Linked DNA regions of Homo sapiens: region 1 is linked to region 2. A link is a loop called in an ENCODE intact Hi-C map of the cell type or tissue named here. Cell type or tissue: chondrocyte. All regions are shown on one strand. Each heading gives the region's core, and the rest is flanking DNA. Links, peaks and the distances in the headings are about the cores only.

Region 1 (16,285 bases), core at 5,573-13,572, 270 kb before region 2:
TACTGAGTAGCTGAGATTACAGGCATGTGTCACCATGCCTGGCTAATTTTTATATCTTTAGTAGAGATGGGTTTCACCATGTTGGCCAGGCTGGTCTCAATCTCCTGACCTCAGATGATCTGCTCATCTCGGCCTCCCAAAGTGCTGGGATTACGGGGATAATCCTTTTTTAGACCTTTAAACATGTCAGACTCTTGGTTAATCTTTCCTAGATCTGGACAAGGGAAGGTCTTGGAGAAGGCCTGATTGCATCTCTGCAGATGCAAATCTCCCCCACGAAAGACAGCTCTTCAGGGAATCTTCTGTTTGCTGGCTCTCTGAACAACCTTCTCAAAAGATGTCAATGACCTATGTTTTCTATTGAAATATTTTTATTTCTTCCAGCGCAATCTGGGATCTCAGGGGCTGACAGCAGAGAAGTTACCTGAAGGCGCAACAAGCAGTGGTCCCTGTAGGCAGAAGCTACCTGGTGCCCCAGTGATGTGGGAGGCCCTCAGTTCCTGCGCTTCTTGCTGCCTGGGCACATGTTCCCGGAGGATGGCAGGACCTCCTGGCCTCTCCCCTGTCTACCCGCCAGAGCTCTGCTTCTTAAGATAAGACCACCTCTTTCCTCCAGCCAATGTGCTGCTCTTCTGACTTCAAAACACTTGCACTTCCAGGGCTCAACGTACAGTGAGTTCTCAAGGATTCGGTGAATAAATGTACAAATGTCTCCCGTTACAGCTGCCACATTCAGTGGGGTAGGTCTTATGATCATTTCTCTGAGGAAGGGTGCTGTGCTCATGGTCTCAGTCTGCAAATTGCAGACTGAGAATCCAACGAAGGCACCTGCTCTCTGCCCCCGCACCCCCCCACCGGCCCCAAGGCTGACCCTCTCCTCCCCTGGTATCAGCTCGAAGCATTGTTGGAGTCCCCAGGGACCCGGATGCTTCCCTGTGTGCCCTGTCTTTGAGGTGCCCGCCATCTCAAGTCAAGACACACAGCAGGGTGTGAGAGGCCAGGGAGCCCATGGGAATTCCAGGGGATGCTCTCAGCGTGTTTTGTGAGGAACGACTGGCTCACCTAGTCAGGCCTGGGACAAAATATCACCTGCTGAAGGATGATTGGCTGTGGCGCTGGCCTTGTGCTGGAAGAGGGCCTCTGAGAGCACAGGGAACTGCCCCTGGGCATTTTCTCACAATTGTTCCGAGGGTTAGAGGCTGGATCCCAGGAACCGCGTGTGGCCACTCTGTCCTTCTTCAGAGAGAGATTCAACTTCCGGAGCCAGGGTCACCCCTAATGGCTCACTTCCCTTCCTTCCCCTGCCAGGATTTTCCCCCAGATTATCTTGGGGTTGTCTCAGCCCTTACCATACCTCATCCTTCCCAGCAGCAGCCCGCCAGCCCCACGCGGAGTGTTCTACTCTTTCCAAAGACAGCCCACATTTCGGGGTCTCCTGCACCCCCAAATGTGGGATTGGTAAGATGCACGCTTCCTGACTTGGGTTTCTTCTTTCATTTGCAGTTAAAAACCATGACCACAAAAGAGACATCCACAACTCGCTGTAATAGGCGCTTGCATAATAGACGTGGGGACAGTGTTTGGGGGAACAGGATAGGGTGGCTCTGTTTTTCCAACAGTTGTGAGATTCATTTTGGTGAAGTAAGAAGGTTTTACAGGGTCCTCTAAGACAGAAGGGGTTTCCTGGGAAGGAAGCTGGCTTATCAACCTGCCTCCTCTCGCTCACCTGGTGCTAGCTGCTTACTTTCCACCCTTTGCCCTCTGCTGAAGGGAGAGTTTGAACATCTTTAGATTCTTTTCTTTGCTTGGCAAGATGTGCTGTATTTATTCAACTTAGCCTCAAGGTTAAGCACACAGACCCTTGTCAGAAGCCAGACAGCGAGTGTTCAAATCCCAGCTGTGTCACTTACCAGCTCTGTCACACCTTGGGGATGTGACTTCACTTGCCTTGATTTCCTCATCAGTGAAATGGGGATAATAATAGTACTTGCCCCATAAACAGGGATAATAGTACTTACCTTATATAATAAGGATTACATGTAAACATTTAATATACATAAAGCTCTTGTTTGTTTGTTTTTAGAGACAGGGTCTCAGTCTGTCATCCAGGCTGGAGTGCAGTGGCAAGATGCTAGCTCACTGCAGCCTTGACCTCCTGGGCTCAAGGAATCTTCCTATTTCAGCTTCCTGAGTAGCTAGGAGTACAGGTGCATGCCACCATACCTGGCTATTTTTAAAACATGCTTTTATATAGATGGGGTCTTGCTCTGTTTCCCAGGCTAGTTTTGAACTTCTGGCCTCAAGCACTCCTCCCACCTCAGCCTCCAAAGTATGGGGATTATAGGCATGAGCCACTGTGCCCAGCCAAACAGCTCTTAAAATATACAAAAGCTCTTAAAATAGTGCCTAGCACAGTGTTTACTATTGTCACTATCTACTTGGATTCTCTGCCTGTTGGTCTCCACTTTGCACAATTATTTGTGGACATTTGAGATCGTCGAGTTCTCGAGAACCAGTCAGGCTGATTTACCTCCAATGTACGTGTAATATGTTTTTTTCCTTTTCTGGAACTGAGCAACATCCTCCAAGTTTGTCCACTCTCCGAGTGTCTTAACTGCCCCCGGTAGAGAGGCATTTAGCAAACAGAAACAGATTACAGAGACCCTCGTGGCCACATGCAATTTGCAGTTGCTCTCAAGAGTGGGTGTGGTCACTTGTTGTTCCCTTTAGCCATCATATCAGCTGCCTGGGTGAGGGGTCAGTGTGCCAAACGTTCCTGGTGGGAAATGACTTGGTTTCCCATATGAGCCCCGACCTTCACTGGCCTCTCCCTCTTAGAACTCCCATTAACCACCATGTGTGCTGGTCACTGCAGCTGAATCCATCCACAGGGGCTGCCCAGAAAAAGACAATGACTTCTGCAGGGCTGGGGAGGCTGTCCTCGTGAAAATAACTGAATCTACCCGAGTGTGTGGCCTGTGCTGGGGAAACGTGGGTGACTTGAATGATGTCAGGCAATCAGTGCAATTGAAATATGTCAAAAATGGCTCCATCAACGCACCCGGCTCATATTTAGCTATAAAATGTGAGGCCAGGTTACGAACCGGAAGCATTTCTTTCAACCAAAGTCATTTGGAAAGGAATATCTTTGACACATCCTTGCTGCCCCTTCCCCCATTGCGGTGTCCCTGGCTGTGTGGCTGGCAGCCTGGCTCTTGGTGAGTCGCAGCTGCACCTGTGCCCACCTTCTCACCACGGGAGTAGGTGCTTCTCCTTTGGGCACCTTCTGGCTTTGCACCGTAAAAGTGAAATACGGTGTGGTCCTGCAAGCTGCTTCTCCAGTGATGTGAAAAGCGTAAGAGAGAGGCTCTGGGAAGGGGCAGATGCTGCAGGTGCAATGATGCCAGCTGTTGAGGACGGTGCCCTGTGCCTGGGGAAGTACATGCTGTAACTGGAGCTCCACCTTGGTACCCCACCGCTGGACCCTCCAAAGAGAGCTCTGACATGTATGAAGTTTCATATACTCAATTCCTTTACCGCTGGACTTGTGAGAATTGTATGAGGAAGGCCACTTTGAGGATCATATTCATGCTGGCAATAATGACATGAAAAGCAACAGTAATAGTAGCAACTATCGTCAAGGTCCCATAGGTACCAGTTTTCATGCTTAACAGCACAACCATCTCATCCCTGGAACCAAGCATCCCTGGAACCAAGCAAGATCAGTGCTGTTGATCTTCATTTTGCAATTGAGGTAACGGAGGCTCAGTTAACTTAAGTAACTTGTCAGGGGTACAAAGTAAGTATAAGTGGCTGAGCTGTGATTCAGATCCAGGCCCATCTGATGCGATAGCTCATTCTTTTCTCCATGACATCAGGAGGCCTCCTCCTCCCTTGTGTTGCTCAGAGTTCTGATAAGAATCAGATTTCTAGGTGAATCACAAGAAGGTGACTATTCTGGTTAGATAACGGGAGAATGGGCCCCATCATGGCAACAGACTCCTAAGACTCATACATCACAAGAAAGGGCTCCCTACAGCTTTGACACTAGGGTGCTTCTCTGTGCACCTCCTTGCTCCCCTCCCATGAGAAGGACTGTCTTTCATCCTCATAGCTATTATTTTTGAAACATCAGTTTTAATTTGGGGCACCCGCTCTCTTCGGGAGATTGCAAAAATTAAATCGTTTTTAAGCAACCCAACAACACTTCTGGGGTTTGTAATAAACTTGTGAAATTTGCGGAACTTGGTGGTTGAGGTTCTCTCCGTCCTACTTCCCTGGGGCCCCGAGGAGCTTTCGAGTTGGTTCTTCATGCCCTCTTGTTTGGAGCTGCTTTTGTCAACTGGGCCCAGCTACTGCGTCTTGGACCAAGGAGGCGATGAGCCCTGAAACAGTCCAGGGTCTCTAGGAGAGCAACTCCCAAACCATGTTTCTGGCCCTGCCTTCCCTCTGTTATTCTGGGGAAAAAACTGACCCTACGTGGGTGGGAGGTCCCATCTACAGAGACCAGCCTTGTTTGTTTCCATAGGATTTGACTACTGAGGGGCACGAAAATACATAGCCAACTTCCCCTTGCAGAGTTCACTGTCTCCCCTTCCAGCAGATGACTCCAGGATCCTTGGAAGCATAGGAACACACCCCAGTTGATGACACTGTTTCCTCTCCTCTGCAGAAGAAGATCCTCTCCACTCACAGGAAACAGCAGCAAGATGGTTTCCAGGCACCAGCTGTCACTGGGCTTGTACTGTTACAGTCCAAGCTGAGCACGCAAGGCAGGGTGTGTTTCTGGCTCCCCATAGCTGAAAGCTCAACTTCATGTGGTCAGGTCTTGGATGGCGTCAAGGCCTGTAGGGTGAACAGAACTCTCTGAGTCACCTTTCCCTGCTGTTCAGGGCCTTGATATAACAGACAGGGCCATTGGCTCCACAGGGGCATGGTGGGGAAGAAGGGTCCAGGAAGGCACTTTGCCTTTGTGTCTTGTCCTTGGTATTTGGAGGGCAACACCCCTGTATTTTTCTAATCCTATTAGCTAAGAATCTGGAACCTGGGCCAGAGGCCTGGGTTCTAACACTATCTCCACCGTTTCCCAACCATGGATACACCCTATACTTTCCCTCGTCTGTACAGTGGAGCTAATAATAGTACCTAACTCATGGAACTATCATGAGTCTTAAATGAGTGTTAACACGCATGAAGTGAAGTGCTTATATCTGGCAGATAGTAAATGTGTATTATCAATTTAATTTACACTATTATTTGACTGTATTTCTACTATACAGAGCAACTATTGCCTGGTCATATGTCCTAACAAATAAACTGTGGAGACAGACAAGTAACTGTCTCAGTGCTAAGGACACCACTGACCCTCAACAGAATAATGCCCCCTAAAGATGTGTAGACCCTAATCCCCGGAATCTGGGAATGTGTTAGGTTACACGGCAAAGGCAAAGGAAGGTTGCAGGAGGAGCTGAGGCTGCAAATCAGCTGACCTTACAGTGGGAAGAGAAGCCTGAGTTCTCCAGGTGAGACCAATGTCCAGCATCCTGGCTGAGCCTGCTCCCTTTACAAACAAGGTTAGGATTTATAACTGCTTTCATGGTAACATCTGGCTCATTTCTCTCAAGTTCCCCCAACTCTTTTTTTTTTTTTAGTATACAAATCTTTATTCTAAAGTCATTTCATTTCGGCTCAATTCCTTCTCTCTCTCTTTCTACCTGTTTGTTTGGCCTTTGGAGATTGAGAATGAGAAGTAACAGGACTCATTACCCACAGCTAGTCACAAGAGGAGACAGAGGGAGAGTGAATGCAAAAGAAAGGTACCAGAGAGGCCACCTTGCTGGCTGTCAAGGTGGAGTAAAGAGGCCACAAGCCAAGGGGTGTAGGCGGCCTGGTCTCTTCTGCAGCTGCTTTTTAAAACTCTAGGACTTTCTTCCACCAACAAATTCTTTAGGTTTTATCAGAGTTAGGAGGCAGTTAGCATCTGCAACAATAGAAAGAATATGTATTATTTGGAATGCTTGTGTGGCTTATACAGCTCCCAACCAGTTCGGGAGTCTTAACACATTGTGCTAAAAGATGCTGAAGGCTGGGTTTCCACTTCCCAAACAATTTCATTCTCTAAGAAAACTGCCGATAAAGATAAAAAACATTACAGCCAAATGGAGTCTTGCCTGAATCCCAGGCCCTGCCACATCGACCGCTGGTTCTATCAGTGGCCAGTGTTCTGGAAACGCTTCCCCGACATCAAGGAAGCCGGATCCTCCCCACACAGTGATGGGTTCTAGGCCATTTTTGCTGCCTCGGTCTGGGAGCTCACCATCCTCAGAAGCTCCCAGCACCTGGAGATGTCTCGCATCCTGGCTGAGCCTGCTCCCTTTAGCAAACAAGGTCAGGATTTGTAACTGCTTTTGTGGCAACATCTGGCTTATTTCCCTCAAGTCCCCCTGCCACTTTTTTTTTTTTTTTTTGAGACAAGAGTCTTGCTCTGTCGCCCAGGCTGAAGTGCGGTGGCGCGATCTCCGCTCACTGCAAGCTCCGCCTCCCGGGCTCACGCCATTCTCCTGCCTCAGCCTCCCGAGTAGCTGGGACTACAGGCGCCCGCCACCACGCCCGGCTAATTTTTTTGTATTTTTAGTAGAGACGGGGTTTCACCGTGTTTGCCAGGATGGTCTTGATCTCCTGACCTCGTGATCCGCCCGCCTCGGCCTCCCAAAGTGCTGGGATTACAGGCGTGAGCCACAGCGCCCGGCTTCCCCCGCCCCCGCCACTCTTTATATATATATATATATCTTTCATCTATAGTCATTTCATTTCAGTTCAATTCATTCTCTCACTCTCTCTCTTTTTTTTTCTACTTGTTTGTTTGGCCTTTGGAGATGGGGAACAAGGAGTAAGAGGACTCATTACCCACAGCTAGTGACTTGGGTTAGAAGTGAAAGCACTTCTGCTGGGCCCTGACTTATTTATTTATTTTTGGCCACAGAGCCACAAGGCTCGGTCCCCAGTGAGCCGCCCGAGGACATCTTGTGGCACCATCTGTTCGCCCCCACCCACCCTCACCAACTGCCAGGCTCCGATTGTTGTTGGTGGTGGTGGTGTGTTTTTTTTTTTGTTTTTTTTTTTTAAGTTTTTGTTGATTTTATAAATTCTGTAGCTCTGTGTTTTTTAGACTCGGCTTGCTCGTGTCAACGCAAAACCAGGACAAGCAGAATAAACAAAGAGATGCTGGCAGAAGGCTGGGTGTGTCGCCTCAGGTCTACAGATGTGCTGGGGCCACACTGAGGAAGGCCCTCGTGTGCATGCAGGGCGCTGGCCGGAGCGCCTTAGGACGCATCTGAAAACTTCTCATTGCCTCAGGGTTTAAAATAGCCACACTTCCTGCTCCTCGGAGAGGGTATGCACAGAATGTGGGTGACTCACCGTCGGTGGTTTTCGATGTGTCTGTCATAAGGAGGTATCATCAAAAGCCCGGCCTGTTTCAGATGTTATTTTTTTCCACCCTCAGCCATGCGGTGCTGGGAGAGCAGAATGCCTAAACCCAGTGTTTGTTTTGAGCGCAGAAAGTGAAGACCAAATCAATTGTGCCGCAGCAAGTAAAAACTGAATGCGTGAGGGGGAAAAAACCTGCAAACAGTGTGAAGACTGAGTTTCAAGGTTCTTGTTTTCAAAAAGTTTAATTATATTTCAACTAAAGCCAAACTGTCAAAACATGGGAGAGTGATCTGCCTGCTTTGAAAATGCATTAGCCTTCTTATGTAAAAGCCAATAATTGATATCCAAGAGGAAACCAGAGCTGTGGGGGTCGGAGGAAGAAGGAAGACAGCCTCTTAGAACTGCTCAAACGACACTTCCCTATCAACTACGTGCAAAGCTTTAGATCCAGGTTTGTGAAGTGGGAAATTGGAGAGGGGAACAAAGGCAAAGCTAAAACCCTCTGTGAATGGCGAAGGTTTACAATATCAGGCCTGGTTTACGAGACATGTGGGGCCAGGGCACTGTGAATTAGAATTTACATAAGCGAGAACCTGGAAGAGATCCTCAAAATTCTCAACAACAGCTTTGTAAATAACAGCAGGCTGTGCCTTCTTCCCCCTGAGAAATGCTGGGGTGTGTCTGGGCTGCCCCCAGGGCCGGGCTAATGCCTGGGCCCTCTCTTTGCTTCCAGCCCAGCTGGTTTTCAGGTTATCTGGTTGTTGTTTTTTTTTTTTTCCAGACTCCACTCAGCCACTTCCTCCAAAAATGGACCGTCGGTGGTTAAGTCTTTGCCCTCTTCATCTCAGTTCCCATTCCTGCCTCTCCTTCAGTAATCTCCTAGAACTTTCTAGTTTCTAGCACAGAGATTCTTAATCGTGTTCTTTTGATGGCTGAGAAGTATGTGTATTCTTAAACCACTCTCAGATTAAATTAAGCTTGCACTACATAAAAAATATTGATGGAAGCCATATAACACATATTTGGGATAGAGCTAGAGCAGGCATCGAACAGATCATACCAGTTGGAATACGGTATCAAAGAGCTGGGAATTCCCGGCCTACAGCCTGGGTCCGGGAAGGCAGCCGCCATTTTCTTCCTTCTTGGGTCAAGCCACTAGCTTCTGGGAGGACCAGCCTCCTCCAGCGTCTCTGTCATTTCCCCTTGATTGCTGATCTTTGAAAACAAGCCCAGGTACCTATCATATGAATGCTGCTAGGCTTTAGAACCCTTTCTTCATCTACCCTGGTGACATGAGACAGCTATCTTTCTCCCAGTGTGGCTGATCCCCACAAATATACATTTCTTGTAGCCCAGTGTCGGGTAGAATGGACTTTCTGGTCTATGGTCTAGGACTCTCTGTTGACCTTGGAAAAGAGTTGCCAGATAAAATACCGGATGCCTAGTGAAATGAGAATTTCGGATAAACAACACATCCCTTTTTTAGTGCAAATATACCTTCAATGTTATAATAAAAAGCATGTCCCATGCAATATTTAGAGCATACTTACACTAAACAATTATATGTTGTTTATCTGAAGTTCACATCTCACTGTGCATGCTGCATTTTTCTTTGCTAAATCTGACAGCCCTTCTGGAGCCTCTTGCGTTCCGAATGAATGTGGGTTCCACGAGCCATGAACGAGAGTGAGTTCTAAAGGGAACGGGAGCCAGATTGAGGCTGTGTTCTCCTTGTAAGGTTCTCGTTGGTGCAACCCATCGTGCCAGTCGTTCTCATTCCTGCTCCATGTCTGGGGTGCTCCGTTCACACCTCTGTCAGCGTGCTGGTGATCACTGCCACAGCTCTAGACCTAAGAGAGCCATGACAATAGTTCTCAGCTTTTTGGGCTGACGCTATATTTGCTCATCTGGGGGCCTGGCACACAGCAGGTGCTCAATATATACATAAGCAGAGCTGGTGGCATAGGAAGCAGAAAGCTGGCACCAGGCTTCCTCAGGCCATGTCCAGACAGCAGAGCCAGCCTTTTGACGACCTCCAAACGTCTGGGAAGCCAGCGGAAGCCACCGCACAGCTCACACACATAATGATAGCTTTCTCCTTTCTTATCCCAGACGGTTTGGATGCTTAAAAAAATTGCTTGGGGGAATCAGCAGAGGGTGAGGGAAGCTCGGAAACCAGCCGCGAAGGAAAACAGGAAAGAAGCGGCTCTAATTAAAAGCAGCCAGCTCCCAGCTCCCTCTGCAGGGCTAGGGGTCCTGCTGAGAAGGGGAGGCTGTCCTCCTCGCCTGCTGGCGCAGGGGGCAGGCGGCCTGCACAGACCCTGCAGACGAGCCCGGGGGCTCTACAAAGAGGAGGGTCAGGGTTTGGTCAAGCTCTCTCCACAAGACGCCCTTGCCCTCACACCTCTCCTAAGTTCCTTCCTTCCCCACCCAGGCTCGGTGCTCGGGTCCACAGCGTGCATCATCTGAGGGGATCTGCAGAGCCACCTTCCGTTTCTTTCATCACAGAGAGAAGAGCCTCCTTTCAAGTTCTCTAACACTTGCTCTCAGCACACAGCATTTATTGTTGAGCGCTGTCGTTGGCCACTGCATTTCCAAGATATTTATGCAACAATATATACATTAGGACACAGCCGCTCTGTGAGATAAGTCAGTAGTGCCCCGTTAATTTTATAAATCCAAGAGAAGGCCCAGAGACGGTGAACAATTGGGCCATGGTCACACAGCAAGCTGCGCATTTGTATAATACATGCGTGGTAGGCGCAATTGAGGCACTGGAGAGACAAAGATGAAAAAGACACTGTTCCCGGTAAAATGGTAAGGAATGCAGACACATCTTGAACCAACAGGAATACAGTGGGAAAAGAAAAGAGATGCTGTATGAGATAATTAATCGCATGCAGAGGAAGAAGGGAGTAGTTTTGCTAGAGAGCGGGGGTGTCAGGGAGCATGGCTAGGACATAGTGGCGAGGTTCCAGGTCAAGCAGCCTGTCAGTGCTGAGGTTAGGCCTCCGAGTAATGGCAAAGAGACATCAGACAGATGGTGCTGGTCAGAAGGGCCAGCTGGCCTGGGGGGCATGTGGTAGGGAGAGAGGAGCAAAGGTTACTGCCCAGAACACCTGAGTCCAGTGTTGCCTCTGGCATTCACAACATTTGGACAAGTGATCTTAAACTCTCTGGGCCCACACCTGAGTTTCTCAGCTGAAACTGACTGGGACTGGATTTGATCCTGTAAGAACACTGTTAGCGCTAACATTCCAGGATTCATCATGAAGCCGTGAGCCCTCGACCATGGTCCATTGCATGGATTCAAACTTAGGCTACTTCAGGCCCAGCATCGTCCGTGGAGACGAGCATTCAATGACTTACTGATATTTACTTTGCACCTATTATGTACTTGGCACTGTGCTGAGCCTAGGGCCCCAGTAGTGCGGAAACAGACACTGGGTGCACTGGCAGGGACTGGAGAAAACCAGCTGCAGACAATATTCATCCCTGCACCAAGTCCTTCATGGTCTCTGCACACTTGCTCACCATCACTTCTGCTCCACGAGTGAGCACAAAGCGATTTCTGGGTAATTTCAGACACACAGCTTCAGCAGGTTCGCACTTTGATCTTAGCAAAGTTGCATTCTGCTGCTCTGGCACGCTCGGCTCCTCCTCAGGGCGTGGGAGTCAACGTTTAAGTAGATCAGAGTAAGCGGTACCCTGCTGAAGAGGTTTTTCCAAAGCCTGTGGTCAGTCACTGAGGGGCAACATAAGGAGGGGCAGGTTCCCCCCCCAACAGACTCACCCACCAGCCAGCCAGCTCACTGCCTATGGGTGGGCGAGGTCTCTCTCCCTTGAAAATGTCTGTAGCACCCAGAAGAGGCCCTGTTCAAGGTGAGTGCTCAGAAAACTCTGTGGTGATCAAGAAAGAGTAGTTGAAGTAAGCATTTCTATGCTGATATTTGATGCAAATGACTCAAAGGAGTATTTAGACCTTTGGGGAAAAGGTATTCTTTAGACCCTGGGACATGGGGCAGAACCAGAGGGAGGCAGAAGAGCCCAGTGGCAATGGCGTGCGGCTGGGACTTTCCCTGCTTTGTTTGGTGCATTAGAAGATAAGATCACAACTCAGTTCCTCATGATCAGAAGAGCTGGCCGGGGGATCAGGCATCCCAGTTAACCGGGGCAGAGTCCCATTCCCCACTGTTGTCCTTGCCTAATTATGAATTGTTCCCCTTTCATTCTTAGAAGTGTCCTTGTTTGAACAGTGTATTATGTGGTCACACTTGAAGAGATAAACCAGATGACTACTTTGAAATCTCAAATAACTAGGATAGAGGAGCCAAGCGTCAGAAAGAATGATGCCCACCCAGGTCCTGTGATGTGACCTAGAGCTGGCCACTTCAATGCAGCAGTCTCTTTCCCAGAAGCTCAAAGTGCTTCTCAGTTAGGACTATTTTCATCAGTTCTTACCCCTTCCCAATGTCAGGTTGGCACTAAAGTTCCGGCCCTTAGAACAAAGATTTTTGAAACCCCAAGTTGCCACGCACATTTTGGAAGTCCTTTTTTTCCTGCAAAGTATCTGTCCCTGCCTTTCCAGCAAGCCTTCATCCATTCTTTTCCATATCTCATGATCTGAGTGCTGTAGAGTATATTTTATGAGGAGAGAGCTGCACAGAGCTATCTCAGAATTACTGCCTCTGAAGGGAGGTCAGGGGGCCCTTGGGATATGGTAGAGAGGACCTGGACCCTGGAGCCATGGAAGCCTTGACTCCAATTCTGCCACATTGGCCTCATGACTGAAGGCCAGGATTTCTCATGAGTAAAATGCACATATGGTTGATGAGAGAGCTAAACCAGGAAATGAAGTAGGGTGACCAACTATGCCATTTGTTCAAGACTATCCTAGTTTTAGCTCTGAATGTCCCAGGAAATCCCTCTGACCAGGCACACTGGGATGGCTGGTGACCTTGAATGCTGCCTGATATTTACTAACTACTGAGTACATTTTAGTTCTCTCCCCTCTTCCTGTAAAAAAGAATTGCACTATTAATGGTGAAATTTAAGAGAGAGTGATAGATTAGTTAGTGGTAGAGCTATTTGTGGGTGCAAGGTTTTCCTAAAGCACTTAAAGTAGGGTGCACTCCCTACTCTACTGGCCTGGTAGGCTCTGACTCCACTGGTGAAGAGAACTGGCCACAGACTCTGGGAATCCCAAAGCACTGAATCCACCTATGTGTCTCCGGTGTGGATCTTAGCATTTCACCCTTTCCTTGTGTCCATAGAACTGAACTGGCCCTGGAGACTGAGATGTGCTCATGCATCTCACGACGGGAAGCGCGTTCTTCCTGGAGAGCAGGGAGTTCCATGCTGGGCATTACTCCATGCCCTAGGGATGCAGCAGCCATCAGAACCCTCTCCCTTCCATCTCGGAGCTTATACTCTAGGGGGAAAATAAACAACCAGCCAGTAAATAATCAGGTACTGTAAGGGCAGGAGTGCTAGGTAGCTGAAGAGCTGGAAACTGAATTAGGAGACTGCCAGTGATGAGAGTTGCTGTTCTAGTCTAGATAGGATCATCCGGGAGCCATCTCTGAGGGGGTAGCATTTCGAATAAGCCATGTGATGATTTGTGGGAAGCAATTTCTAGCAGAGAGAACACCCAGGGTCAGGGACCTCAAAGCAGGACCTAATCAATGTGTGTGTGGAAAAGGCAGGAGTGGGCATGCATAGAGGATGTGAGGCCAGGTGAGGGGCCACTCATACAGCCCATGGTGTCTTAGTCCATCTGTGCTGCTGTAATAAAATACCTGAGACTGAGTAATTTATAAATAATAGAAATTAGGCCAGGGGTGGTGGCTCAGGCCTGGAATCACAACACTTTGGGAGGCCGAAATGGGTGGATCACTTGAGGTCAGGAGATCGAGACCTGCCTGGCCCATACAGTGAAACCCTGTCTCTGTTAAAAATACAAAAATGAGCCAGGCCGTGGTGGCGCATGCCTGTAATCCCAGCTACTCGGGAGGCTGAGGAAGAGAATCACCTGAGCTGAAGAGGTCGAGGCTGCAGTGAGTTGAGATTGCGTCACTGCTCTCCAGCCTGGGCAACCGGAGTGAGACCCTATCTCAAAAAAAAAAAAAAAAAAAGAAAAAAAAAGAAAAAAAAGAAAGAAGAAGAAGAAGAAGAAAAGAAATTAATTGTCATAGTTCTGAAAGCTGGAAAGTCTAATATCAAGGTGCCAGCAGGGTTGGTGTTGGGTGAGGGCTGTTCTCTGCGTCCAAGATGCTGCCTCTTGCTGCTCCTCACAGGGCGAAAGGCAGAGAGCCAAAAGGGGTTCGCTAGTTCCCGCCAGCCATGAATAAGGCACTAATCTCATCCACGAAGACAGAGTGCTCAGGGCCTAATCATTTCCTAAAGGTCCCACCTCTTAATATCGTTGCATCGAAGATTCAGTTTCAACATGAATTTTGGAGGCAACACAAACATTCACATCACAGCACATGGTAACACCTTTGGGTCTTTTTTCTCTTTCTAATTATGATGAGAAGATTGGAAGTTTTAATCAAAGGAGTGAAGGGATCTGGTTGACATTTTAAATGGCTCATGCTAACAGCTGCATGAAGACTAGCTGGTAAAAGGGCAAAGAGCAACTATTTGGGGAGGTTACTGCAATAGTGAGGGTGAGAGGTCAAGGTGGGCTGGGTCCAGTGGCAGCAGCAGGGTGGTGAGAAGTGATTTGGTTCTGGATATATTTTGCACATAGGGCTGATAGGATTTGTTGATGGGTTGGAGATGCAGAGTGAGAGGGAGTTGCTGATGCTGCCAAGGGCCCTGGCCCCAGCTGTGTGGTGATTCCGCTTATGGAGGTAGGAGAAGCTGGGGAGGAATAGGCTTAGGACCATCAAGACTTTGGGCTTGGATATTTCCACTATGAGATGCTAATTAGACACCTGAGTCAAGCTGTGAAGTAGCAGTTGTACCTATTGTATAACAGGTGTGATGGTAAAAATATTCAACAGTTCCTCAGAAACAAAGCACAAGATTACCGTATGATCTGGCAATTCCACTTCTGGGTGTATATCCACTGAGAATTGAGGGCAGGGACTCAAAACAGATATTTGTACACTCATATCCATATCAGCATTAGTCACAACAGCCCAGCATTCATCAGTGGATGAATGGATAAACAAAAGGTGGTCTATCCATATGACGGAAGAGTATTCAGCCTTGAAAGGGAAGGAAATTTTGACACATTCTACAACAGAGATGAACCTTGAAGACATTATGCCGAGTGAAATAAGCCAGTTAAAAAGGACAAATATTGCATATGAAATACGTGGAGTAGGGCTGGGCGCAGTGGCTCACCCCTGTAATCCCAGCACTTTGGGAGGCCGAGGTGGGTGGATCACGAGGTCAGGAGATCGAGACCATCCTGGCTAACACGCTGAAACCCCGTCTTACTAAAAATACAAAAAAATTAGCCAGGTGTGGTGGCAGGTGCCTGTAGTCCCAGCTACTTGGGAGGCTGAGGCAGAAGAATGGCATGAACCTGGGAGGCGGAGCTTGCAGTGAGCCGAGATTGTGCCACTACACTCCAGCCTGGGCGACAGAGCAAGACTCTGTCTCAAAAAAAAAGAAAGAAATACTTAGAGGAGGAGTCAAACTCATAGAGACAGAAAGTAGAATGGTGGTTGCCAGGGGCTGGGGAGAGAGAAATGGGGAATTGGTGCTTAATGGGCATGGAGTTTCAGTTTGGGAAGATGAAAAAATCTGGAGACGGATGGTGGCGGTGGCACGACAATGTGAATGAACTTAGTGCCACTGAACTGCACAGTTAAAAATGGCTTAAATGGTCAATTTCATGCTGTGTGTATTCTATCACAATAAAAACAATTCAACAATCACTGTGGCAGGGGTACTGACTGGCCAGAGTGGGTACTGGCCATAAAGAACATGTCTAACTATAGCAGGAAGCTCCGTAAAATGCCAGCGCAAGGTAGCAAGTGCATAGTTCAAAGCAGAGGCCTGGGCCCCCATGCAAAGCTGAAGTTAAAGCTAGGGCACTGGTAAGATCACCCAGGGAGAGAGCATAGGTGGTGGGGGGCAAGAAGGTAAAGGAGATTCTCCAGCCTCTCCATGACCAAGGTGCCAGAACACGAAGCTCTAAAATGAAGCCTTGTGCTGGAGGCAAATCTGAGATGTGCGCAGCCTCCAACTGAGCACACCCATGCTGAGATGCGTCAATTTCTGCAGCGCTGGGCTTCTCCTGGAGCCTAAACACACAGACATTCTTCCTTCCACTGTGGCCATCAGCGTCCTCTTTGATGTGTCCGTCTTCTTTGCCTTCTGCATACACTTAGTTGCCTAATTGACCTTCTCTCCACTTGGTCCCTCCATCCGGTTCCCAAGGCTACAGCCCTGTGGAGGCTCTCTTTCTTCCTGCCTGAACTAAGCCACCGCCTCCTCTTGCATCCTGGACTAAGAGGACAGGCAGAAACCACATCCACAGGTGTCAGGTGCATCCTGGACAGTGTGACTGAGAGTCACCACCCTGGTAGGACAGTGACGGGTGTGGAGCGTAGTTCCAGAGACTGTGACCCCACAGGTAAAGCTGGGCTGAGGACACATCACAGCAGCCAGGTATCAGAGAAAAGGGCTATGCCACATCCAAGTGTGAATGGGATCAGGGGAGGAAGAAGAGTTGGGCACTGCCTCAAGGCTCGCGCATGAGTCTTTGTGTGTTTCTGTTAATCACTGTGTTGTTCCTTTCCCAGAGAATCCTGATTTGCGGCAGATAGCTGCTGATGCCTCTGAGCTGGTCTCTCTGCCTCCCATCTGTCCATCCCAGATTTCTTTTTCTAAAGCA
Region 2 (16,285 bases), core at 3,102-11,101:
GAGAAATCAACTCTAAGGGTAATAGGAATTTGCAAATAGAGAAGACTTCTATGGCTGTGGATTGGAAAGATTTGAGTAAGGACTTGAAGCCCAGGAAGGATTTGGGTGGAGTGGAAAGAAGGGCAGCAGGGCAGGGCTGAGGGAGTAGAGGAGGCAGAAAGATGGAAAGTCCCCATTATGGAGCGATGAATTAAAATAGAAAATAGCCTGTAATCCCAGCTACTCGGGAGGCCGAGGTGGGAGAATCGCTTGAACCTGGGAGGCAGAGGTTGCAGTGAGCTGAGATGGCACCATTGCACTCCAGCCTGGGCGAAACAGCAAAACTCTATCAAAAAATAATAATAACAAATCAAATAGGAAATAACGACACTACACTTGTCACAGTTCTCCAAAGTAATTTTTATATATTGTCTCCTGTAATTTTCGCAATGCGTTTGGGAATATACAAACCTCTTCTCTGGGCATAGCTGGTTGGGGTGAGGGTGGGACATCTGACTTCAAGTGGACCATTACATCTCTCCCACTCCCATTGGACTTTTGGATTTGCAAGGTGAGGGAGGTTCAAATTATTATTTTAAAAGAATTGTTTTATTTCCATAGGTTTTTGGGGAACAGGCGGTTTTTTGTTGTTGTTGTTGTTGTTTGTTCATTTATTTGTTTTCTGAGACGGAGTCTCACTCTGTTGCCAAGCTGGAGTGCAGTTGCGCGATCTCAGCTCACTGCAACCTCCTCCTCCCAGGTTCAAGCAATTCCCCCGCCTCAGCCTCCTGAGTAGCTGGGACTACAGGTGTGCACCACCACACCCGGCTAGTTTTTTGTATTTTAGTAGAGACGGGGTTTCACCATGTTGGCCAGGATGGTCTTAATCTCCTGACCTCGTGATCCGCCCGCCTCAGCCTACCAGAATGCTGGGATTACAGGCGTGAGCCACTGTGCCCGGCCATGAGTAAGTTCTTTAGTGGTGATTTGTGAGATTTTGGTGCACCCATCACCCAAGCAGTATATATTGAAGAGGGAGGTTCAAATTAGTTTCTTCCAGGCGGCTAAAGCTGTAGGAGGCAAAGTTTGGAAGAATGGAAAAGTAGAGGCACCTGGTTTAATGGAAGGGAGAGAGAGGGGAATGGAAGAAGAAGCTTGTGTTCAGATATTCAGAGGGGGGCAGGAAAGAAAAATGAAGAGCTGCCAATGTTAGAATCTAGGGCCAAGTTGGATTGAGACATCCCACAATTCTTACACCAAAGACCCATTTTTACTGAGTCATGTTGAATTTCTCCTTTCAATAAAAACATTCCTAACTAATATACACACCTTGTCTCATTTCATTTTGCAATAGCCCTTCTAACAAGATTAGTTTCATCATTTCCCTTTTATGGGCCACTTAGGTTTCAAGAAAGAAATGAGACTTAGTGAGAAATGTGCCCAAATCATCATCAACTGGTATGTGATTGAAACTTCATTCAAATCCACATCTGATTTCAAAGCCCAGGGTCTTCAACTCCTCCCCCATAGCACTGTCTTCATTTCCTAGGAGTGCCAGGAACAAAGCACTACAAACTGGGTGGCTTGAAACAACACAAGTTTATTGTCTCACAGTTCTGGAGACTAGAAATCTGAGATCGAGGTGTCAGCAGGACCCACTCCCTCTGAAACCTGCAGGGGAGAGTCCTTTCTTGCCTCTTTTAGCTTCTGGTGATGCTGATAACCCTAGGTGCTCCTTGACTTGTAGCTGCAGCACTTCAATCTCTGTCTTCCCATGGCCTGCCCCCTCCTGTGTCTGTGTCTCGGCATCTCTCCTCCTTTAGTAAGTGCACCAGTCATATTGAATTAAGGGCCCTCTCTACTCCAGCATACCTCATCTTAACTTGGCTACATCTGCAAAGACCCTATGTCCAAATAAGGTCATGTTGACAGGTACTGAGGTTAGGACTTCAGCATTTCTTCTTGGGAAACACAATGCAACCCATCATGTGGTTCCAGAGAATGAAATCTAACTGAAAAAAGAACTGAGGCCAAAAGATGCAGCGAATTACCCAGGTGGCTGAGCCAGTAAGTGGTTAGCCAGAGCTCACACTAGCTCTCTCTCTCTCTCTGCTCTGTTCTCTCTCATGTTATGGCTGGGATAGTGTGGTGAAAGGAAGACATCTTGGACCCCCAAAATCACTAAGGAAAACTCAAGCCCAGAACTGCTTAGGACGAACCTGCCTCCCATTCTATTCACAGTCACTCCTCTGCTCACTGAGATAGATGCATATCTGATTTCCCTCCTTTGGAAAGGCTAATCAGAAACTCAAAAGAATGGATCACCTGTCTGTGACCTGGCAGCTCCCTCCCACTTTGAGTCTTCCTGCCTTTGCTTCAAGTTGTCCCACCTTTCCAGACTAAACCAATGTACTTCTTACATATATTGATTGATGTCTCATGTCTCCCTAAATGTATAAAACCAAGCTGTGCCCTGATCACCTTGGGCACATGTCATCAGGACTTCCTGAGGCCGTGTCACGGGCATGTCCTCACCTTGGCAAAATAAACTTTCCAAATTAACCGAGACCTACCTCAAATTTTCGGGGTTCACAGTGTATTAGTCTGTTCTCATGCTGCTAATAAAAGACATATCCGAGACTGGGTAATTTATAAAGGAAAAAGGGGTAATGGACTCAGTTCCACCCAGCTGAGGAGGCCTCACAACCATGGCAGAAAGCAAAGGAGGAGCAGTCACATCTTACATGGCAGCAGGCAAGAGAGAGCTTGTGTAGGGGAACTCCCATTTATAAAACCATCAGATCTCATGAGACTTATTCACTGTCACAAGAATAGCACGGAAAGACCTACCCCCATGATTCAATTACCTCCCACTGGGTCCTTCCCACGACACATGGGAATTATGGGAGCTACAATTTAAGATGAGATTTGCATGGGGACACAGCCAACCCATATCAGATAGGTAAAGATATCTTATAGGCACAGGAGAAAGGTCACAGAAAATAATATAAATTTGAGATGTTTTGACAAAAAGCAGATGTTTAAATCTTTGATGAGCTTGCTAAAACAGAGCATAAAGAAGCTAAAAGGACAATGGGAACAAGGAGTGAGGAAAAAAGAGGAGCTAGCAATCAAAATACAGCAATCGGTTTATTCAGTTGTTCATTGATCCCATTATTAAATGGGCACAGTGGAGTGTCACTCATCTAGTAAATTTTCAGTGTGTGGTGGCCATTATAAATGTGTATTTGTGTGTTTAAATGAGTGGGTGACATTTGTTTTCTCCTGTCCTCTGTTATACGTCTTTGGATAATTCCAAAAGATGACTTGGCTTTATAGTCTTGCAAGAACTAAGATTTTTGGCCTGAAACTTAGTCTTGGCCATCAGTAGTAAATTTAAAACTAACATCCCTCAGGAAGTACTAGAATTAGCTAAACAAGGGAAGGAAAAAATGGATAAAGTCTGTGACTAATAATAGTACAGATAATGCGACAATTCAGTTCATCTCTGGAAACTCCTAGCAAATAGTCATCTCCAAAATACCCTTCATATTTTCATTAACAGGCCTTGGTTAAGTGTCCATCACCTTCAAGATCTCCATAGTCACTTTATTCTCCAGAAAACAACAGAACAACCAGCCAATGGCAGAGGGAAGTCCATGAAACATGGATTATTACATCATCTGGGCTTAGGAAACTTATGGTATTTTTAGGGGATATAATCTAGGAACCTCCAGAAAAAGTGAGGATGTGTTACAAAATCCTGGATTAAGCACCAGGTGCTTAAAATGAAACGCCTTTCCTGTTCCCAAATTTTCTCTCCCTTTTCCTTTCTGACCCTAATGGCTCATTTTTTCACTCTCCTCCCCCAGTGCCCAGGGCTGCATTACCCACTTCCTGGAGCCCAGACCCTCTAACTTTTGGAGGCGTGCCCACACCCTGACATTATATCAGGCATGTTCACATGTACCCACCTCCCACATGAACAGGTAGCTAATAAGAGCTGAGTTCCAGCATGGTTGGTATGTGAGCACACTACTCTTTTAGACTTTTGATTAGATATGTATTAATTTAACATATTTTCTTTTTATATGTTAACAACAATAAAGTATGCTCTTGAAAAAATTGATACATTGGAATTGCTTAGTTTGGACTTCACCCTCTGACCTACCTGTCCTGGCTGACCTCTCACTACAGACAAGGCACATTTGTAGATAAGTGAGTCTCTCTCTCAATATCAAATAATATTTACAGAAGAGGCAGTTATTAATTAATCAAGGGCTTACTATCCAGTTTGAACTGGGGCCAGGTTCTTGATTTTCTCCTTTGATACTTTCTCCCAGCCTTGTGGATGTTGGGGCCACCTCTGCCAGCCAGCAAGGGAAGAAAGTGATTACTTTTTTACATAGCAGTCATAGCAGTTCAAATGCTAATTCTTTTTTTCTTTCTTTCTTTCTTTTTTTTTTTTTTTTTGAGATGGAGTCTCATTCTGTCACCCAGGCTGGAGCGTAGTGGTACGATCTTGACTCACTGCAACCTATGCTTCCTGGGTTCAAGTGAGTCTACTGCCTCAGCCTCCTGACTAGCTGGGATTACAGGCGTGTGCCACGACACCTGGCTAATTTTTTTTTTTTTTTGTATTTTTTGTAGAGATGGGGTTTCACCACGTTGCCCAGGCTGGTCTCGAACTCCTGACCTCAAGTGATCCACGTGCCTTGGCCTCCCAAAGTGCTGGGATTACAGGCATGAGCCACCGCACCCGGCCCCAAACATAAATTCTTTCAAGGTCTTTCAGTAGTCACCATACCTGGATCCTTCCTAATTCCTCTAATTCCACTAATTAAACTGGATTATCTCAAGCTAATCATATACAGGATCTTAATGATTTAAAACAAAACAAAACACTCTCTACCTGGCCATGCCATGTGAAGGACATTTGATCCTCTATCCTAGCGTGTGTGTGTGTGTGTGTGTGTGTGTGTGTGTGTGTCACAGAGAGAGAGAGAGGTGTCATCTAACATACCCTCTACATGTAAATGAACAATCTTTGGAGGTGCACAAATAGGTTAGCCCAGCGACCTGCCTCGCAAGAATGCTTTGAGGAGTTACTAGTTACAGGATATAAGATACTACAGAAACCTAAATTGTTTCTGAAAATGCTAAACAATAAGACATTTCTCAAAAGGGCCTCAGTCCCTTCAGTATTTTACAGGAATTCCAACTCTAGCAGCTTTACACAGGCATTATCACTTAATTACCAATAAAAATCTCACTAGCAACTTCCATAACTTCATTTGCAAATGAATATGCACACCTCCTAAATCATTCCCTCCTTTTCTCTCTCTCTCTCCCCAAGTTATTCCCTGACTGGCTCTGAAAGACTCCACGGCACCTGGGATTTGTAGAGGGCCCCCGTTTCCAGGTGTCCTTCCAGGCCAGCATGCACTCCGGGACATGTCAATACCACGTTGATGGAATTGTGCCTGATTCCCACTCAAATCCATCCATCCCTCCTGGCATTGGTGGGGGTCGACGCATGACAGAAACCTGGCTCCATTTGCTTGAAAGGTTCACAAACCATAGTGAATTTTTTTTTGTTTGGTTTTGTTTTGTTTGGCTCTGTCGCCAGCCTGGAATACAGTGGCGCAATCTCGGCTCACTGCAACCTCTGCCTCCTGGGTTCAAGCGATTCTGTTGCCTCAGCCTCCCAAGTAGCTGGGACTACAGGCGCGTGCCACCTCGCCCAGCTAATTTTTGTAGTTTTAGTAGAGACGGGGTTTCACCATGTTGGCCAGGATGGTTTCCATCTCTTGACCTCATGATCCGCCCACCTTGGTCTCCCAAAGTGCTGTGATTACAGGCGTGAGTCACCATGCCCGGCCCCCATAGTGAACTTCTTGTGATCCAAGGCCAAGTTTCCAGTATGTAATGAAAACTGAAACCTGGTTTTGAGTTTCCAAATTCACACAGAGCCAGTCATGACGGAAGATGTGTGAGGTAGCAAGGGTGAGCAGCACCACGGCACAACCAAGACACTCAGCACTTGGTTCTATTTCTAGCTCTGCCACCTCCTTGCTATGTGGCCCGAGGCTGGTCACCTGCTCTCACTTAGTTACCTTTCCCTAGTATTGGGGGAGAGCAGAGCTTTTTGCCTTATCATTCCAGGACCTGAGGATGTGTATGCTGAAACAGTGGCATTTCTCTGAATCTCTTTGAATTACAGTGCACATATCTTCAGGATATCAGAGACATCCCATCCATACCAGCACGTGCCTTCTTTTCCTAGTCATTTTTCTTCAACTATTCCCGTTTGAGCTGGGCTAAGAGAACAACAGTCTGGACTCATTCCTTAGGTGCATTGTTGGCCTTCTCACAGACTTAAATATATACATCTGTCCCACTTTTAGAGAAAATAGGAACAAAATCTATTACATGTATTTTAGGCCCTCTATCTGAATTCTGAAGTCTTTCTCTGACTTCTTTTTCAGCTTCAGCTTTTGATTTCAGGCACATTCACACTTGTTTAGCTTTCAACTTACAGAGAATGCTGGAAAAGAGATTCATGCATTATTTAGAGCATTCGTCTAAATGCCCTCCCAGATCCCTTCTAACTCCATGAGGTCCCATGAGTCTGTGAAATGCATGGGCAAAGGAAGAGGAACTGAGGCTTTGAAATCAGATATACCTAGTTCCAATTCCTAGTTCTCAAGTTTACTAGTTGTGTGACTTTGGGTGAGCTGCTTAACCTCATAGGAGCCTAGAGTCCTCATCTAAAAACCTGGGCCAGTGCCAACTACCAAGCCATGACTGTGAGGATTAAATGAGACATCACTTCCATAAAAACACGGAACAGAGTGTGAGGCATACAGCAGGTGCCAAGGTAGATATTAGATCCTGCTTTTCATTATTGGTGCAAGTTTCTGATGGGTCAAACATGCAGGCTGTTGTATATTTGAATATTGCTTCAGTCTTCACTTCCACGGTTTTATTTCAAAAAGAGAAAGAAGGAAGGAAATAAACAGAAACTGTCAGAGGCCCTTCGGAAATCATCACTCATCCATTGAAATGTGCTTTCCATTCAAAAACTACCTTATTAATTATTCATTGCTTTTGGAACTGAAAATGAGAACAGAGCTTAAGACCCAGAGTTGGACAAGAACAGTGTTCCAACTGCTTGATTTCTGTCATTTCCTGGTTTCTACGCAGTACCTCCCAAAATCTGAGATTTGCAGTTTTGGGAGTCGAGAGAACTTTAGGCTTGATGATCAGTCAGGTTTAGTCAGGTTTAGCCAATGCCCTGGAATGACTGTTCTCTTTACTTTCATTTCCACTCCCGGCACCGCATTTCTGGGGGATTATTTCACTGCATGGGTGGCCCGAGTCCCTTGGCCTTCAGCCTTATGGCTCATTCCACCGCTCTGGGCAAGCCATAACCACCCGAACATGCAAGTCTTTCTTTTGTGCCCCAGTGGCATGAGTAACATCATTAACTCTTCAGGGCCGAGGTTTGGGATTAGGTAAAAATCTTACATCCCCCCGTGTTTGCAGTCAGAACACCAGAGTAACAACAGGGTGTTTGCGGGGCTTGTTTTCACGCCAGAAATGAGGTTGCCCTAACACACAATCCTTAAGATGTTTTTTCCCTAACGATTGTCTTCACCAGGATCGTGGGTTACAAAATGGAAGCTCAGTGCTTCCTGCTTCGAGTTCCAGTAGAACAAACATGCAAGAGACTCCTCGGCTTGGAAACTCTTCAAACCAGGGAAGGGCTGCTGATGTGTCCCCAGGAGGGGAAGGGCAGGAGGAGCACAGTTGTGCAGGGGGGTGTTTCACATGCTTCTCTAAAGAAGAGCTTCCTAAAGTGTAAAAAGGCTGGGGAAAGACACATTTCCCAAGGCCTGGGGCCAGTGCGGGGACAAACGCGAGGCTGGCGCACGTGCATTGCGGGTTCCGCGCGCCATCTGGTGGCTTCGGGCTGACATTGGGCGCACCATCCGGGCTTTTACCCCATTGACAGACCTCATAGAAGGAACCCATTGCGGGCGATAAAGTTCTGCTGGAAGTGATCACCAGGGCCCCCAAAGGAAGACACCGAGGGCCAGATGTTCCGAATTCCACTCCTTATTCTACAACTGGATACTGAAAGCCTCAGGTTCTCTTTGACAAGGGGGCACTGATCCTTCCTTCAGGACCAGCCTTCCTATCACACAGCAACATAAGCACTCGGCTCTGGGCAGTGTGGCCCCTCTGTGCCTTGCTTTCCACATCATGACGCCACATGACGGGCCACAGGAGTCTTCCCTTCGCCCCTACCTGGAACGCGTGTATTCCCTTCCAGCCTTGTGAATCCCACAGTTCTCAAGGCTCAGTCCACAGGCATCTTTATATCCTTAGAATATTTGCCTCATATTTTGTTCATACTAGTGTTTCCAAAGTGTGTTCCAAGAATGATGGTGTTATTAATCAGAATTGTATCTCTTTTTGAAAAGGCATTCAAAGTTTGGGAAAGTCAGGGTTACGCAAAGGTTAAACAGACCTGATTGCAGGATATCTCAGGAGCATGACACATACTGAGAATGTAGTGGATTTCTAAGAAGGAACTACAGTTTGCTATAGTTTCTAAACTTGTTTGACATCAAAACCTTCCTCCTATCTCCACCTTTGAAATGTATCTTGCAAATATTGCATCTAATAAAACAATTTTAAGGAAAAATAGCATCCTGTTCACTTGACCCAAGATTATGTAGCTGTCTTTTTAAAACTGGAAGACATCTGCATTCGTTTGCTAGGGCTATTATATTGCCTCACGGTTGTGGATGCTGAAGATCCAAGGCCAATGTGTTGGCAGGGTTGGTTTCTTCTGAGGCCCCTCTCCTTGGCTTATAGATGGTCGTCTTCTCTCTGTGTTACCACATGGTCTTCCCTCTGTGCCTATCTGTGTCCTAGTTGCCTTCTCTTTTCTTCATTGTTTCTTCTTCTTCTCCTTCTTCTTTTTTTTTTTTTTTTTTTTGAGATGGGGGTCTCACTATGTTGCCCAGGCTGGTCTCAAACTCCTGAGCTCAAGTGATCCTTCTGCCTCAGCCTCCCAAAGTGCTGAGATTACAGGAATGAGCCACTGTGCCCAGTCCTAATTTTCTCTTCTTATAAGGACATCGGTCATATTGGGTTAGGACCCACCAACATGACCTCATTTTACCTTAATCACCCTTTTAATGTCCCTATGTCCAACTACAGTTACATTCAGAGGTACTAGGGGTTAGGACTTTAACAAAGGAATTTTGGGGAGCCACAATTCAGCCCGTAACAACATCTTATTGTTGCATCTGTAGGGTAAAATGTATGCTTCAATGGAAAATTATGCATTGTTTAGAGCAGGGTTGGCAAACTACAACCAGTGAGCCAGATCCAGCTGGCCACCTGTGTTTGTAAATAAAGTTTATTGGCACACAGCAGCATTCACCCTTCACATATTGTCTAAGATTACTTGCATGTTCACTGACAGTTGAGTATCTGTACAAAAACCATATGGCTTGCAAAACCAAAAACATTTACAATCTAGCCCTTTATAGGAAAAGGTCTAGAACCCACCCACCCACCCTTCAGGGTTATCTAATTTTGATCCTATAGGGGCTCTGCACCTTTCACGGCCTTTGAGTTATTTTACAACTCAATAAATTGTAGATCATGGATAACAATGCAAAACAATCCTTGACCACAGACAAGAAGCAGCCAGTTTTGCCTCAGTTTGCTTATTCCTTTCAGTATCCTTATCAATAAATGTGTGTCTTCTTTGGATTATCTTTTGAACTGGCAGTAGCGTCTTGCAGTTTCCTCATTATTAATGAATTGAATAAATCTTTAACTTTTTTTTTTAGTATCTGTACGAGTCATAATTTTACCTTTTTTTTGAAAAAGTGTCCCTTAAAATATCAATGTTAGGTTTCTTGAGTGTAATAATGGCACTGGGATTATAAAAGACAATGTTTTTGCTCTTAGGAGTACATATTAAAGCACTTAAGGTGTGTCACGCGCGTCCACGTGAAGAGAGTCCACGAACAGGCTTTGTGTGAGCAGCCAGGCTGTTCGTGTGACAAGGTGAAGTGGCATCATGCTTACAATTTGTTTTCAAATGGTTTGGCGTATATGAATATAAATGTGTGTGTGTCTGTAAATACTCACACATACATCACATATATAGGAGGAAAGATGGAGGAAGAGAAGGAAAATTGGTAAACTATAAACAACTAGTGAATCTAGGTGAAGTATGGTGCCCTTGAATGGTGTACTATTCATTGAACTTTTCCATATGTTTGACAATTTTCAAAGTAAAAAACTGGGCAAGGGGGGATAAGTTTATGTCATATTCCTCATGAAGCGTGTTGTCAGCTTCATGTCCTATTCTTCTGGATGTTTTTCCAGTACTTCAGAGATTAGCCAATTATAGACGTTTGTTAGTAGTCTGACTTTCTGCAGTGGGTACTGCAAGTAAGAAAAAGTAAATGATTGGGAGGCTGAGGCTGGCCAATTGCTTGAGTCCAGGAGTTTGAGACCAGCCTAGGCAACATGGAGAAACCTCAGGTCTATGAAAAAAAAGAAAAAAATCAGCTGGGTATGGTGGCATATGCTTGTAGTCCCAGCTACTAGGGAGGCTGAGGTGGGTGGATGGCTTGAGCCCAGGAGATCGAGGCTGCAGTGAGCTGTGATCATGCGACTGCACTCCAGCATGTCTCAAAAAAAAAAAAAAAAAAAAAAGTAAATGGAACATGAAACATTAATGTTTCTACTGTCACATGGCTCAATTTCTTCTAGAATTCTTAATAGTACCAAGCAAATAAGATGTTAAAGTAGATTTTTTTTTAAGCTAGTTATATCCTATTCCTAAAGAATGCTCTTTAAAAAATAAAATTTTATGGCCAGGTGTGGTGGTTCACACCTGTAATCCCAGCACTTTGGGAGGCCTAGGCTGGCGGATCGCCTGAGGCCAGGAGTTCAAGACCAACCTGGCCAATATGGTGAAACCCTGCCTCTACTTAAAAAATACAAAAATTAGCCAGGTGTGGTAGCGGGTGCCTGTAGTCCCAGCTACTCAGGAGGCTGAGGCAGAGGAATCGCTGGAACCCGGGAGCAGGAGGTTGCAGTGAGCTGAGATCATGCCACTGCACTCCAGCCTGGGTGACAGAGTGTGACTCCATCTCAAAAAAAAAAAAAAAAAACAAAAACAAAAAAAAAACAAGAAAAGAAAAGAGAGAGGAAAGAAAGAAAGAAAGAAAAAGAAAAAAGAAAGAAAGAGAAAGAAAGAAAGAGAAAAGGAAAGGAAAAGAAAGGAAAGGAAAGGAAAAGAAAGGAAAGGAAAGGAAAGGAAAGAAAGATCTTTTAGGACAAACTCTGGACGTGAGGACCTCTTACACGGTGCTCATGTTCAAGCTTAAGGCATTACTTTTTGTAGTGTGTTTGGGGTGGAGGTGGAGGTTGAAGTTTGTGTCCCTCAATGACTGTATAGTTTTGCACACCCTCCCCACCCCACCCCCAGCTTGACATCATGGTCTTAATACAGTTAGAGACCTCATTCATTGCAATTTGACTGCTGCTTGAGCCGGAACTGTAAGATTCAGAGCTCTTTGCATACTTAGAGGTATGAATAGTGCGGTAACAATGAGGAAAGAAAGTAAGCTAAATTCTCAAACATTGTGTCATTTAGCATGAAGGTTTAAGATTGAAACTTTCTGCCTGAGGGAAGCAGAAAAAAAATGAGTTTGTACAGAAGGTTTCCAGTTTCTGAATGTAAAAGGCACACTAAAAATAGCTAAAGGGACTGAGTCGCCTAGAGGCTTCTTGAGTTGCCCAGTGGGAGTTCCTGCTCGGAGAAGCTGTCCTTCAAAGCTGCTGCTGGAAACAGCCCTGAGACCGTTGGTGTGTGATGCAGAGCTCTCCTGGGTGGATTTCATTTGGTCACAAGGAAGCAGGAGATGAAGCAGATGGAGATGTTTCTTCATGGAAGGATCCCCTAGGGGAAGAAATGTTCTACCTCTGACAGAGGCTGACAGTCCAGAAGGTAGAGGCACATTGTGGGCTCAGAGACCAGATCTTGCTGAAATCAGGGTCAACCAATCGCAAATGGGCACTAACCTCAAAGAAAGAGTCCTTTCTTTCCATGGCCACTGATACGGTGTCATTTAAGACCCTGATTTTTTCTTGTCTGGGCTATTACCACAGCCTCCTCTCTAGGCCCTCTGTCTCCAGTTTCCCCTCCTTCTCCAATTCATCCTACATATGGACTCTGGTGGGATTTTTCTGTAGCCTAATTCAGTTCAGGTGCTTCTATGTTTAACTTAATTTAATTTTTTAACAAATCAGACAACCAACTAACCAACCAATTTACCAAGCAAGCAAGCAAACAAAAACCCTCCAGTGGTTCTTCATCTTTTATTGACTTGACCTAAGCATCTTACCCAGTCCTGTTAACTAGTTCTGTCTTTTTAATCACATCAGTCACCACTTATTTATTTACTCCACTGAAAGCTGCAGAGAGAGGGGTGGGGGCATTTTCCTGTCTCTTTGGGGTGTCAGAGACTGTCATAGTTAGGTTTCTAAACCCCCATAGTGTTTAGTATAGTGTAATTCCCAGAATCAGGATTCAAGAAAAAGCCTTTGAGGGTATATTTACAAAATAATTGCAGGCAGGGCCTTGTCTGTCTGTACACCCATGTCCATAGCAGCATTATTCATAATAGTCAAAAGGTGGAAGCAATTCGAGAGTTCACTGATGGATGAATGGATACACAAAACATGGCACACATACAATGAAATATCATTCAGCCTTAGGAAGAAAGGAAGTTCGGATGCATGCTACAAAATGGATGAACCTTGAGGACATTATATTAAGTGAAATAAGCCAGTCACGAAAGGGCAAATACTGTGTGATTCTACTAATATGAGGTACCTAGGGGAGTCATATTCATAGAGGAGAGAGAAAGTGGTCACCAGGGGTTGGGGAAGTGGGGAATCAGAAGTTAGTTTTTAATAGGCAGAGAGTTTCAATTTTGCAAGATGGTCGCACAACAATATGAATGTACTTAATGCCACTGACCTGTTCCCTTAAACATGGTTAAGATGGTAAATTTTAAGTTACGTGTATTCTACTAATTTTTTCTAAGAAGAAAAGAAGGAATAACCCTGGAATGTTGAATCAAGGAGTTGGTGAGTGATTTCTCCTACACATTTGGGATCCTGCTCTTTCAACCTAATGGTTATACTTTTGAACATGCAAATCAAAGCAGTCACCATTCCCTCTTCTCCTCAAACAACCCTACAGTCGCTTCCCACCTAGAATGAGTCTGATATTCATGGCTGATTGTCCTACCTGGCCTGGGGTGCCCACCTGTCCTGCCTCCTCTGTCAACTCCATTCGTTTGGCCTTCCCCACTCTCCTTCTTCCCTGCTCCCAACTGCCTTGGGGTTTCCACATAGTTTCCCCTGGGGGTGGAGGAGGCTTTTTACTCAATTCTAGTCTAGTTGACTCCCTCTTTCTGTAGATATCAGCTGACACACTATTACAGGAAACGGGTCCCGATCCAAGAGAGGGTTCTTGGGTTTCGCACAAGAAAGAATTCAAGGCACGTCCATAAAGTGAAAGCACGTTTATTAGAAAAGTGAAGGAATAAAGAATTGCTACTCCGTAGACAGAGCAGACCTGAGGGTTCCTGGCTGCCCATTTTTATGGTTATTTCTTGATGATATGCTAAACAAGGGGTGGATTATTCATGGATCCCCTTTTTAGACGATATAGGGTAACTTCCTGACATTGCCATGGCATTTGTAAACTGTCATGGCACTGGTGGGAGTGTATTAGTGAGGACGACCAGAGGTCACTCTCGTCGCCCTCTTGGTTTTGGCCAGCTTATTTACTGTAACCTGTTTTATCAGCAAGGTCTTTATCACCTGTATCTTGTGCTGACGTCCTGTCTCACCCTGTGACTTAGAATGCCTTAACCATCTGGGAACGCAGCCCAGTAGGTCTCAGCCTCATTTTACCGAGCCCCTACTCGACATAAAGTTGCTCTGTTTCAAACACCTCTGACAACACCATTGATCAGAAAAGCCAGTCCTACTGCACAGACTGGGGTGAAGCATCTCATCATAGGCTCTCAGCATGTTCTTTGCTTCTTTTGCATAGTGGTTGTTATAAAATCATTAATTTGGCCAGGCACAGTGGCTCATGCCTGTAATCCCAGGACTTTGGGAGGCTGAGGTGGGCAGATCACCTGAAGTCAGGAGTTCGAGACCAGCCTGGCCAATATGGCGAAACCCTGTCTCTACTAAAAATGCAAAAATTAACCAGCTATAGTGACAGGTGCATGTAATCCCAGTTATTTGGGAGGCTGAGGCAGGAGAATTGCTTGAACTCCAGAGGTGGAGGTTGCAGTGAGCCAAGATTGCTCCACTGCCCTCCAGCCTGGGTGACAGAGTCTCCCTGTGTCTCAAATAAATAAATAAAAATAAAATTATTAATTTTCCATAAAACTATTTGGACTATTCTACAGACTGAATGTTGTGTCCCCTCACATTCACATGTCAAAATCTTAACCCTCAAGGTGATGGTATTAGAAAGTGGGGCCTTTGGGAGGTAATCAGGTCATGAGGGCAGAGCCCTCATAAATGGGATTAGTGCCCTTATAAAAAAAAAACCCAGAAAGCTGCCTTGCCCCTTCTGTTGTGTGAGAATACACTGAAAAGTCAGCCCTCTACAACCTAAGAGAGGGGCCTCACCAGACACCAAATGTGTCACTGCGCTGATCTAGGATTTCCCATCCTCCAGAACGGTGGAAAATAAATTTCTGTTGTTTATAAGTGACCCAGTCTATGACATTGTCTTCTAGCAGCCAAACAGACAAAAATAAACTAGACTGTAAGCTCCCTGGAGAGGCCAGGGATAGTAACTGCCCCAGTACAGTGCCTGGAGCATCACAGGCATGCCAATATCTGCTGGATCTCACGTTGTTCTTACCGATCTTGACACTTTTTTACATCTTCAGGGGCATGAAAACTGCTAAGAACCTAGGCAACGTAAATTCATTTGAGTGTAGCCATTGGATGGCCCCTGGCACAAAAAAAGGGGGCAAAGTTATTAGCAGCAACAAGCTCTTCAAAAACCACCACTGGCCGGGCGTGGTGGCTCATGCCTGTAATCTCAGCACTTTGGGAAGCCAAGGCGGGTAGATCACCTGAGGTCAGGAGTTCGAGACCAGCCTGACCAACATGGAGAAACCCTGTCTCTATTAAAAATACAAAATTAGCCGGGCATGGTGGTGCATGCCTGTAATCCCAGCTACTCAGGAGACTGAGGCAGGAGAATCGCTTGAACCCGGGAGGCAGAGGTTGCGGTGAGCCGAGATTGTACCATTGCACTCCAGCTTGGGCAATAAGAGCAAAACTCCATCACAAAACAAACAAACAAACAAACAAACCCACCACTATAGTTCCCAACTGGTGGGCATCAGTATTTATAGAGAACTGTGGTCGAGTGCTAAACTGCACAGCCCTGCTCATTCATATAGACATTAATATTTTTCGTAGTGTCATCTCTAGCTACGAAAAGAAATTGCCCAAAGAATACTAGATTTGGTGCTAGTGTACTGATACCTAGATTTTCAAACTGAATGCAAATAAGATCAAGGACTATTTCTTTTACTTCCTTTACAGCCAAACCCAGCATTTTGCTCCTCCTAGCAAAAGGAATTGGGTGGGGATGATGGGGCAGTACATTTTGCAATAACTTACTATTATCATTCTCTCACTGTTTCTTTGTGCTTTAACACTTTTGCTTACACAGCCCCCCTCCCTCACTCCACCTACCCCCAAAGTCTTCTTGGTCTAGTTTCAGGTCTCCTGCTGATAAGATGCTCAGGCTTTTTGTGTTCTTATCTGCTGCCAGATAAGGGGTGGGGTGCTCTGTGTGTATCTCTCTCTCTCTCTCTCTCTCTCTGTGTGTGTGTGTGTGTGTGTGTGTGTGTGTGTAAAGGAGTGGGGAGGAGGTCTTCAATTTTGAGGATGGAGGAGGCAAACAGGAAGAGGTTTCTTCCAAGGTTTGGTCTCTGGGTAAAGTATCTAAAAAACAATTCATCCTTTCACACTGAAAAAACCTACCTCCTGCTGGTATATCTCCTTTACGGCCTTATGCTACGCACCTGGCTGTCTCCTTCCCATGCCTGGCTCACATGACAAGCTCCCTTCATTTTCCTTAGCCTGGGTAGGTGCTGGCACAGGGAAAGGGGGAGGAAGATAAACCTGCCCTGTCACAGGGCTTTTG

The links. Hi-C counts contacts between places; a loop is a spot of excess contacts. Peaks named below come from ENCODE experiments on the same cell type or tissue, not always from the same donor. Only the 100,000 strongest peaks of a DNase experiment are listed, where the experiment ranks them.
Region 1: a loop joins it to region 2, with 2.8 times the contacts of the local background. A loop is called at or near these places in 9 of 110 quality-filtered maps.

Annotation. Positions count from the first base shown.
Region 1 is chr1:234,763,664-234,779,948 of GRCh38, reverse strand. LOC107985364 (a long non-coding RNA gene) reads right to left here. Exons shown (of 3, transcript XR_001738532.2): 2 at 5,821-5,980; 3 at 1,796-4,845. LOC124904557 (a long non-coding RNA gene) reads left to right here. Exons shown (of 3, transcript XR_007066954.1): 3 at 385-720. Among named protein-coding and RNA genes, the nearest start is that of LINC02961, 12 kb to the right of the region's middle. RefSeq lists a silencer at 358-556 and enhancers at 7,008-7,057, 7,078-7,247, 7,268-7,317, 7,338-7,557, 7,293-7,587 and 2 more. In chondrocyte, for the core only: a CTCF peak has its summit at 9,678 (motif pointing left); a DNase peak (open chromatin) is centred at 7,408.
Region 2 is chr1:234,490,901-234,507,185 of GRCh38, reverse strand. No RefSeq gene overlaps it. Among named protein-coding and RNA genes, the nearest start is that of TARBP1, 20 kb to the right of the region's middle. RefSeq lists enhancers at 7,135-7,224, 7,635-7,684, 7,725-7,774, 7,769-8,063, 11,842-12,051. In chondrocyte, for the core only: a CTCF peak has its summit at 7,924 (motif pointing left); a DNase peak (open chromatin) is centred at 7,939.